Regions from separate parts of the Homo sapiens genome. Here region 1 is linked to region 2. A link is a loop called in an ENCODE intact Hi-C map of the cell type or tissue named here. Cell type or tissue: HCT116. All regions are shown on one strand. Region 1 overlaps LAMC1 (laminin subunit gamma 1). Region 2 has its middle 9.6 kb from the start of SHCBP1L.

The links. A loop is a pair of places that touch in the nucleus more often than their neighbours do. Peaks named below come from ENCODE experiments on the same cell type or tissue, not always from the same donor. Only the 100,000 strongest peaks of a DNase experiment are listed, where the experiment ranks them.
Region 1: a loop joins it to region 2, with 2.2 times the contacts of the local background. A loop is called at or near these places in 20 of 110 quality-filtered maps.

What each region holds. Positions count from the first base shown.
Region 1 is chr1:183,091,809-183,096,808 of GRCh38, reverse strand. The region is part of intron 1 of LAMC1 (laminin subunit gamma 1); the gene reads right to left. Among named protein-coding and RNA genes, the nearest start is that of LAMC1-AS1, 47 kb to the left of the region's middle. In HCT116, no CTCF peak of the experiment used is centred here; a DNase peak (open chromatin) is centred at 2,628; H3K4me3 peaks cover 636 bases.
Region 2 is chr1:182,960,255-182,965,254 of GRCh38, reverse strand. It overlaps the pseudogene KRT18P28. Among named protein-coding and RNA genes, the nearest start is that of SHCBP1L, 9.6 kb to the right of the region's middle. RefSeq lists an enhancer at 2,387-2,681. In HCT116, a CTCF peak has its summit at 2,585; a DNase peak (open chromatin) is centred at 2,524; H3K4me3 peaks cover 602 bases; H3K27ac peaks cover 465 bases.

The DNA of each region.
Region 1 (5,000 bases), 130 kb before region 2:
TTTCTGTACTCCCTTTTCATGGCCTCCCCCTTGTCAATCGGTCAAATGCCAACAGTGCAAGAGGACAATCCCTTAGAAAGTATATTTAGATCAGCACAACTTAAAAATGCAGACAAATAACCTTTACAGTTTTGTATAAAATAGTAATTCCTAACTAAATTTATGACAACAAATGCAATGGAACTTACAATTTGAGAAAGTATCCCTTTCAAATGAATGAACAAAGGGCTTCAACAGTCATGTTTTCTGAGTACAGGCAATAAGCACTTCCTATCACACTTGGGCCATTGTTAATAACGGAAAGACACGCTAACTAAGATGAACAGAGATGGAATATGGAAAGTCTCAATTCTATGTTGCCACAGTGAAATATAACAAAGCAGGTAGGTAAAATAGAAGATATCATTTTAGAATTTTTTAAAGCTAACAGAATTCTGTATCAAAAGCTATTATAAAAATAATGGTATGATTATCACTATGGAGCTAAGAGGAAAACAAAAGTTCTGAAATAGACAGTATGATTTTGGAGAAGATAAATCCGTAATCTCTATGGAAATTAGATTTTTCGATGAAGTATCAAAATAAAGTTTAAGCCAAAAAGACAATTCTCTTTCCCTATCACCCTCAAAATACTACTTGGTGCTATGGTTAAATAAGATCACAGCACTAACCTAATGCAGAAGTTCTAAAAAATAAAAGCTTTCTGCTTGCATTGCCTAATTGCAATGCCCCAAAATGCCATATACACTTCAGTAAACTGGAGGGCCAAAATTGACTTATCATAGGAATTAAAATGTGATCATAAAACAGCCATTATATGCATACAGAGAGAATTCTTAACTGAACACTAGAATGTCAAACACCCTTGGAGAGTAATTTCAAATAAGTGCAAATCACTGTTAGAGGGTACAAACAATTTCCATTATCAAAACATACGATAAATTCATCCTAATCTGCACATCTTTGCCATTTTATTTGATATACTCACCAAAAAAGATTCCCAAGTGAAATTTTAAGCCAAGAACTGGGGAATATGCCTTATTAACCCAAACCCCATGCTTCCAAGACTCAATACCAGACCTAATTCATGGTGGTAGACTACAGGCATGAATAAGTCCTTGAGCTGGGCTAAAGGAACAAGGCCAATATTCACCCCCACTCGTGTAAGCTGAGGCAAAAAATCCACTCGCTCTGCTGAACAAAGATCCCACTACAGGGATTTGACTGACATGAGATTTAACGGAGTCACAAAGAAGGCAACTAAGTTAATTATAACACTAAAGAAATAAAAAGGCAATTAAATATAAGCTACATAAGCCCATATTTCAGAAATGTGTAATTGTTAAGATATGAAAAAGACACCATAATTGTGTGGGAAGCTATTTCTTGTTCTGTGATATTCATATACTATTGAAAGCTGGCTATAGTTTGGCTTTTATCTATAACAGAAGAGTGAAAAATAGTTTTTTTAAAAAGAGAAAATCTAATTAGAAAAACAAGATTCTAATACCTAGTCACGGTGGTATAGTAATAGACTAAGGTCAACTCCAATAATCCCACAAAGTCACAAAAAGTTGACCAATAGTTTACTTTTTCTATTCAACAACTATTTGCTAAGTGAACTTAAAAGTCCACTGTGATGTGCTATTTAAAATACTCTAATCCACCGGGCGCGGTGGCTCACACCTGTAGTCCCAGCACTTTGGGAGGCCAAGGCGGGAGATCACCTTAGTTTGGGAGTTGGAGACCAGCCTGATCAACATGGTGAAACCCCGTCTCTAGTAAAAATATAAAAATTAGCTGGGTGTGGTGGCAGGTGCCTGTAATCCTAGCTTCTCAGGAGGCTGAGGCAGGAGAATCACTTGAATCGGGAGGCAGAGGTTGCAGTGAGCTGAGATCGTGTTACTGTACTCCAGCTTGGGTGACAGAGCAAGGCTCCATCTCAAAAACGAAAAACAAAAAAACCCCTCCAATCCTTCATTTTGCTACAGTGCCTTTTATTCTTTAGTTTCATTCCTAATAAACTTGGTCCCTAATTCCCCTGATCATGTACTGTTTACATCTGTCCTTAAAAGAGGAAATAATTACAAATTACAAATACCATAAGATATCTTACATACTAAAATGGCTTTCTCAGTTTTCACAATTGCTTATTAATTTCTTACCACAGCCACCCATTAGGTCAAGGTTAACAGCTATGACTGGCCTTGATAATTGCTCAAGTCCAAATTCTTCCATTCATTCAACAAACATTTACTGAAAACCTACTATGTGTCAGTCCCTGTTCTAGGCACTGGGGATCAGCAGAGAATAAGACAAGGTCTCAACCTTGTAGAACTTACAGTAAAAGTAGGGAGCATGCTTGGGTAAGGAACAGATTTTAAAATAAAAATGAAAATTCTGTGTGTCAGATGACGGTGAAAAACGAAGTGGGAATAGAAAGTTTGTGGGGAGCCTATTTAATTCAGCATTATCAGAGATGGTCTCATGACATGGATAAGGTGAAATCTGAGCAGAGTCCTGAAGAAGTAAAACAGTGCAACATCTGGGGGAAGAGCATTCCAGGAATGGGAAGAGCATTCCAGGAATGGCAAGTGCAATACCCTGAGGCAGGCACATGCTGGCAAGTTCCAGGGAGTGGTGAGGAGGCCAGTGCGGCTGAAGCAGCAGTGAGTAAGGTGGAAAGGTATTAGGAGATGAGGTGAGAGAAGCTGAGAGGAGGAGGGAATGCCAACATGGAGGGCTCTGTAGATCACTGTAAGACTTGGTTTGTACTCTGAATAAGATGAGAACCCACTGGAGAGTTTTATACAAAGGAGTAACAGGCTCTAACTAGCATTTCAAAAGGATGACTGGTTGCTGTACTGACCAAAGACTACAGAAGGGATGACAGAGAAACAAGAAGATGAGTTAGATGAGTTTTGCAACAATCCAGCTAACAGATAATGGTATTTTGGACATATTTTGAGGGTGGAACAAACCACTTTTACTGATGAACTGGATGTGGGATGCAAGCTTTGGCTTATACAACTGGAATGATGAAGCAGCCATGGGGGGATGGAGAGTAAGAAACTGGGAGTTCAGTTTCAGATATACTAAGTTGAAGATACCCACGAAACCTCTAAGTGAAAATATCAATTCAGCAGGTAGGATATAAAAGTCTGGAGTTCAGGAAAAGGCTGCAGCAAGAGAGAGAAATCTGGAAGTCGTCAGCATACAGTTAGTATTCAAAGCCATGGGATTAGAGGAAAACAACTAGGGAATGGACATAGATAGATAAGAGGTACACAGACTGGGTCTCGGGACATACCAACTTTTAGCAATGGGGGAAATGGGGAGGACCCAGAAAAGGAGACTGGAGAGAAAAGCCACTGAAGTAGAAAGAATACCAAAAGAGTAGAATTCCAGAAGCCAAATTTTAAAAAGCTTCTTTTAAAAAGAAGAGAGTGACCAACTGAACTTTGTCATATACTCCTGAAATGCTAAGAAAGATAAAGACTGAGCATTGGCTACTGGATTTGGCAACCTGGAGGTGTGACCTTGAAGTGCTTTGTTAGAACTGACAGGAATGAAAGCCATAGAGAATGCTGGGCACAAGGGAAGGGGGCATTGGAGACAGGTAATAAAAACAATTTTCCAAGTAATTTTTCTTATTTTCTGTTAGAGACAGGGGAGAGCCCTAAATCGCCCAGGATGGAGTGCAATGGTACTATCATAGCTCACTGCAACACTGAACTCCTGGCCTCAAGCAATCCTCCCACCTGGGCCTCCCAAGGTGCTAGGATTATAGGCGTGAACCACTGCACCCAGCCCACTAAGTAATTTTTCTATAAAGAAATGAGGTGGTAGCTGAAGGGGGAAAGGGGTGTTCAAGAACAAATTGCTTTTTAAGATGGGAAGACATCATGTGTTGTGCTGATGGGAATGATCCAGTGTGGCAGCTGGATTTCTACTGAACAATGAGGACTTTCTCTGGTGGTTTGGAGTGGATTGGAGTGGGTCTAAGAGATGTGGAGAAAGAGAGCCCCTTTCATCCACAAAGACGTTCTCTAAAAAAGCCTTCCCAAAGATTTCCTAAAGAGAAAAGGCATAATATACATTTTCAGGATCACTGTAAGTATCCAGACTAAAAAGAGTTATCTGTACCCAAACAGTTCAAAACCCCCAGGCGCTCTAGAAGGCCCCTTTCCATTAGAGCCAGCCCAGGTCTATGTCTTCCTGTTATAGTAGTTCTCATAATCTGGCCCACAATAAGGTCCCAGACTGGCTATTAGAATCACCCACAGAGCTTTTGAAAATGCAAATTGTTGAGCCTCATCTCCACAAGTTTCATTTTGGTAGGTTTTGGGTGAGGTCCCAAACTCTGTATTTTTTTTTTTTCTTCTTAAACTTTATGGTCTGTGACAGCCCTTAGGAGATCCCGAGAACATGTGTCCCCAGACTCTGTATTTTTTTAAAGCACCATAGGCAATTTTTATGTACAATTACAGTTGAGAAATACTTCCCTACTGTAAACTCTTCTTCATCCTGGTTCTCATCCTTTGAAGATTCTAACAAAAGGCTTCTGTGGAATGAACTTAAGCTCTTCTGATTTTCATGTCAGACATTTTAATGTGCAATTTATTCCACGTGTCATCTGTAGGCATAGACAATAAACCAGAAAAGTAGCAGTCTTCTTTAAGACACACACAGATGTTAAAGTCAACAGGGGTACTCACTCCACATCCAAGTCTAGGGGTGACTGCACCCAGCTAAACCCAAACTCCCCAACATTTTCCTCCAAGCCAATTTCCTCTATCATTCGACTTGCATTCACAAGGCCCTAAAACCTAGGCAAGTAGAAATACACACTTGATTTTTAGAAAACCTACTTACTGCTGGGGATTTCACAGTGGTACCCTTTATAGGCAGGCACTGGTCAAGATTCCCTGTAAACCAAATTCCCCACCCTCTCTGGTGTCCATCCTTCCTTCCTATAATAAAATGATACAGGACCACCA
Region 2 (5,000 bases):
CTAAGCCTTTCCTTTTCAGGGAAACATTTGCTTTCTCCTGGTATAATGACCCTTTTCTCTTTTCATATAGTTCCACAGGTTTCAAAACTTACACAAAGAGCTACTGTTTGATTCTTTAAAATATATTTTTCTCATTATGAAGGAAATACATGCCAATTGAAAACTTCCTAAAGAAAGAAAACATAGAAATACATAAAGAACCACATAAAAATCTCCTAAAACTCCAGAGATAACTGTTAACATTTTTGTGCATTTTCATTTAGGACGTACAGCTTCATAGTGTGTTTTTTCCTATGTGGTTAGGTGGTGAACATTTTCCCATAATTCTTGAGGGCGACAACTATGTATATCTTGAGCAATGTTATATTTCCAGGGCCCAGAACAGAACCTGGCATATAACAATTAGCACCTAATTAGTAATATCTAATTATTTTATTTAATAAATATTTGTTGAATGAATGAGTGACATATGTTCCTCCAAAACGTTTTAAAAGGCCACATAACTATGAATCTATGAAATAAAATGTAACTGTCAAATCACATTAAGATAGTGCATAACTCACTTTTAGAGGTTTCCCCAGGTGAAGGCAAAGTAGTAACACAAAAAGAGCTCTGGGGCAGGAGTCAGGCAGGCAGCCTCTAGCTTAGAGCAGCCGTTATAGGCGTAACAATACAGGCTCCATTTTACTTCCTAACACTGCGGTTTCTTCACTAGTACTATGAAGGAGTTGACTGAACTGTTTGCTAAGATTCCCTTCGATGTTTACACTATGTCTTTATTTTATTTTATTTTATTTTGAGACAGAGTCTCACTCTGTTGCCCAGGCTGGAGTGCAGTGGTGCAGTCATGGCTCACTGCTGCCTTGACCTCCAGGGCTCAAACTATCCTCCGGCTTCAGCCTTCCGAGCAGCTGGGACTACAGGCACTCGCTGCCACACCTGGCTAATTTCTTTTGTATTTGTAGAGATGGAGTTTCACCATGTTGCCCAGGCTGGTCTCAAACTCTTGGCTCACCCACCTCGGCCTCCCAAAGTGCTGGGACTACAGGTGTGAGCCACCGTACCCAGCCCAAGTGTGTCCTTTTTTAGTCTTTGAAAGAGTGTTCCAGTTTTTTAAAAGATGCAGAAGTAGTATGTAAATATATTTTATTTTAAAACTTTCAAGTAATACAGAATTACATAGGGTAAAATATGAAATTGAAATTCCTCTTTTACAACCACCCCCTTCCCAATACCACTCTCCTCAAAGACTACAACTGGTACAGTTTGGTGTCTGTATGTTCTTCCATCCTTTTTCTATGCTTGAATATATGTCCAAATACAAACGTGTAATTGAAAAGAAACACAAATGGAATCATATGATACGTATTATTCTGAGAATTGCTTCTCTCCCTCCCCTTCTCTACAGTATACCTTTGGGGCCTTTTCTGAGTCAGGGCACCTAGATTGACTTCATTTTGACAATATGAATACATCATTGGTTATTTAACGATTCCACTAGTGCTAGACATGGGCTGTTTCCAGTTTTACACCACTATAAACAATGCTACAATAAATATCCTCGTATTGCATAGCATAGTGGTTAAGAGCAGGGGCGTTGGGATCCATGCATTCGAATCCTGGCTCCACCTCTTCACAGCTGTTACTTAACCTGTCCCTGCCTCAGCTTCCTCATCAATAAAATGGGGATCGCCAGGCTGTTTTTAGAGATAAATTAGTCAACGTATGTAAAGTTCTTGAACTGCACCTACCACAGTAAGTGCTAAATGCTATTATCATTATTATTAAAACTACTATAAATAAAATTTTTGTGTGCATGTGCAGCATTTCGGGGGAACTTATATCTAGAGATGGAATTGCTGGGTTGAAATTATGCACACTTAAAATTTTGAAAGTTTTTTTTTTTTAACAAGATGCCTTCCAATAAGATTTTAACTATTTCTATTTCCATCAACAGTGGTTGAGAGTGTCTGTTGTCTTCTGCCGTTGATACCCCAGTTATTATACATTTTAAGTGTCTGCTCCATTATTAGATATTTATACACTGTTCAAATTGTAGGCTAATTAGCTGATGTTATTCTTAGTGTCTTTTCCTATCAAAATTGAAACCTAAGACTTCTGATAGTTAAGACAAGTTTGGGCCATTGGCTTTTCACCAGGGTAGCTTTAGTCGGAAGTTTTAGGTTGTGTCTTGTCCATACCCAGTACTGCCTCTCCTTAGTGGAGTTCATGTGCCCTTAAACATGTATGGTGATTCTTTCTTTTTTGTGTGGTTTATGTAAAATGAAATTAAAATCATTGTTTACCTCCCAAAGAGCTGAAAACAAAAGCAGAACACAAAACAAGTATCAAGGGGTTAGTACACATTATGAAATGTTGAAGATTTAGCAGAACATCACGTCTGAGGTGAAAGAAGTGTTATATGTTACGGAAATGTGTCCGAGCTTGCCCTTTAGCAAAGTGCTGTGCTGTTGTCTTCTGAGTCAGGACTTAAAGCTATGCCTGGCTGAATGCTTCAGGCTCCACCCAGCCCTTTGGGATTGCGGGGGGGCCCTTCAATAGCCCGAAAGCTCTCTAGTGCTCTCCTCTGGTCAAAATAAGGAGGTACAGGCTTCAAAGAACTGTTGTGTTTCTTACTGCCATTGAGTATTTGTTTCCAAAGTGTTTGTTTGTTTGTTTGTTTAGTTTTTTTGTGGTTTACAAAGTTAATGTCAAAGAGTTGAGGAGGAAAAAAATTAGTGTTCTAAGAGAGAAAAATTATTTGTGAATAAATGGCCGAATGAAGTGTTCATTAATACTTATTTTTTCAATTGAGGAAAACAAAAGGAAAAAGAAATACAATTACATTTCACAGCATCCTGGTGTGCACCTCCAAAATAATACAAACCAAATCTCCACCATACAAAACTTCCAAAATACCTAAATCCCCAGTGTACTTATTTAGTGTTTTCTGACTGATGTGAGCCTTATTTATTCTTACATAGGGAAATATGAAAATAATGTGTTAGTATTAAAGACTTCCTAAAACTGTGTTACTACTAATTTATCTATGTTCTTTATAACTGAACTGTACCCTGGGAATGACTTGGTGATGGAAAAAACTTTCCTTATTTTGCAGCTGTCAAAGTCCAAGATTTTCCTTTTGACCTCCTTCAGATCTTTACTCAAACATCATCTTACGGGTGAGACCTTCCCTCTCTGCTCTGTACAAAAATTATATCCCGGGCCTACTCTCCAAAATGTCCTCATCCCTGCTCTGCCCTATCCATCTCCATATTTTTATCATTCTCCATAGCACCTAACTGTCACATAATGTGCCATAAATTTTATTTCTAAAAATTGAGATATAATTCACATACCATACGGTTCACCCATTTAAGCATACAATTCAATGGTTTCAGTTCTCAGAGTTGGGCAGTCATCATCACAATCAATTATAGTACATTCTCATCACCCCAGAAAGAAATCCTGGGCCCATTAGCAGTCAGCTCCCATTCCTTTTCAAACTCTGCCCCTCTTCCCTGGCAACCCCCAACCCCCAGCCCTAGGCAACCACTAATGTACTTTCTGTCTCTATTGATTTGCCTATTCTGGACATTTTATATAAATGGGATCATATGTTATATGGGTTTCTGTGACCTCATTTTCTGTCATTTAGCATGTTTTCAAGGTTCATCCATGTTGTAGTATGTATCAGCAGTACTTTATTCCTTTTTAAATAGCCAAATAGTATTCTACTGTATGGCTATACCACATTTTATTTATCTGTTTATCAGTTGATTGACATTTAAGTTCTTTCCACTTTATAGCTATTATAAATAATTCTGCTATGGATGTGAATGTACAAGTTTTGGGGTAGATATGTGTTTTTATTTTCTTGACAATTTTACGTAAAAAATCATGTTTATTGTCTGTCTTCAGCACCAGCACCAAATACCATGCCAGCACAGAATAGGTGCTCAATACATATCTGTAAAATAAATGAGCTATTCTCTCTCCTCTGCAGAATCTCAAGCGTGTTGCCAACGAGATTCTTCAGTTTGTTTTAATTTTGGTCCTAACTTTTTACCTAAAGCCAGTTTAGGTGACTCTTTGTAACATGGCTTATGCATATCTCTACAGCCTGAGTTTTTGTCCCAAATTGTCCTCTACTCCTGCTATATTCAGCTACCTAGACCAAGTTCTTCTACCCCTGGATAAAGCCACTAACTACTCTCTCTGCTTAGAATATTTACCTTACTCCATCCCCGCATTCTGTCCCTGCTTTAGGTGCCTATAGTTTCCTTCTCTTTCATAACTCAGCCCACCTGGGAATTTTATCTGCTAACAGAAGTAGAAATTAATTACATTCTTTTTGGGAAACGGCTTGGCAATACTGAGAGCGTTAAAATGTTTCTACATCTTGACTCAGTAATCCCACCTTCCCCTAGAGGAATATCTGAAATATAAGCAAAAGCTTATGCACAAAGATATTCAAAATGGCATAGTTGATGCTATAGAAATTAGTGTAGCCCAAATGCTTGAAAATATAAGGTTATACAAATTATATTTATACCAAGAAATTACATGCCACTCTTGAAAATTATGTGTTTAAGTAATTTTTAATGATATGAAAATGCTTATCTAAATAGAAAAACAAACTATAAAATTTAATATGATCTAAACTTTGTAATAGTGTGATAGAAAAAAAAATACTAAAAGAAAATATACCAAAATCTAGTAGTAGTTATTGCTGAGCATTGGAATTACAGTTCATTTAAGTTTTCTTCTTTCTTATGCTTTTCTGTATTGTCCAAATTGGCTCAGGGTAGAGGCATTGCTTTCATAATTAGTAAAAAGTAGGTCGTCGGCAAAGCCGGAGTCCTGTCTTCTTATTCTCCTCTGCAGACAGCATGAACTTCACCACTCGCTCCACCTCCACCAACTACCAGTCCCTGGGCTCTGTCCAGGCGCCCAGCTATGGCCCTCCGCCAGTCAGCAGCACAGCCAGCGTCTATGCA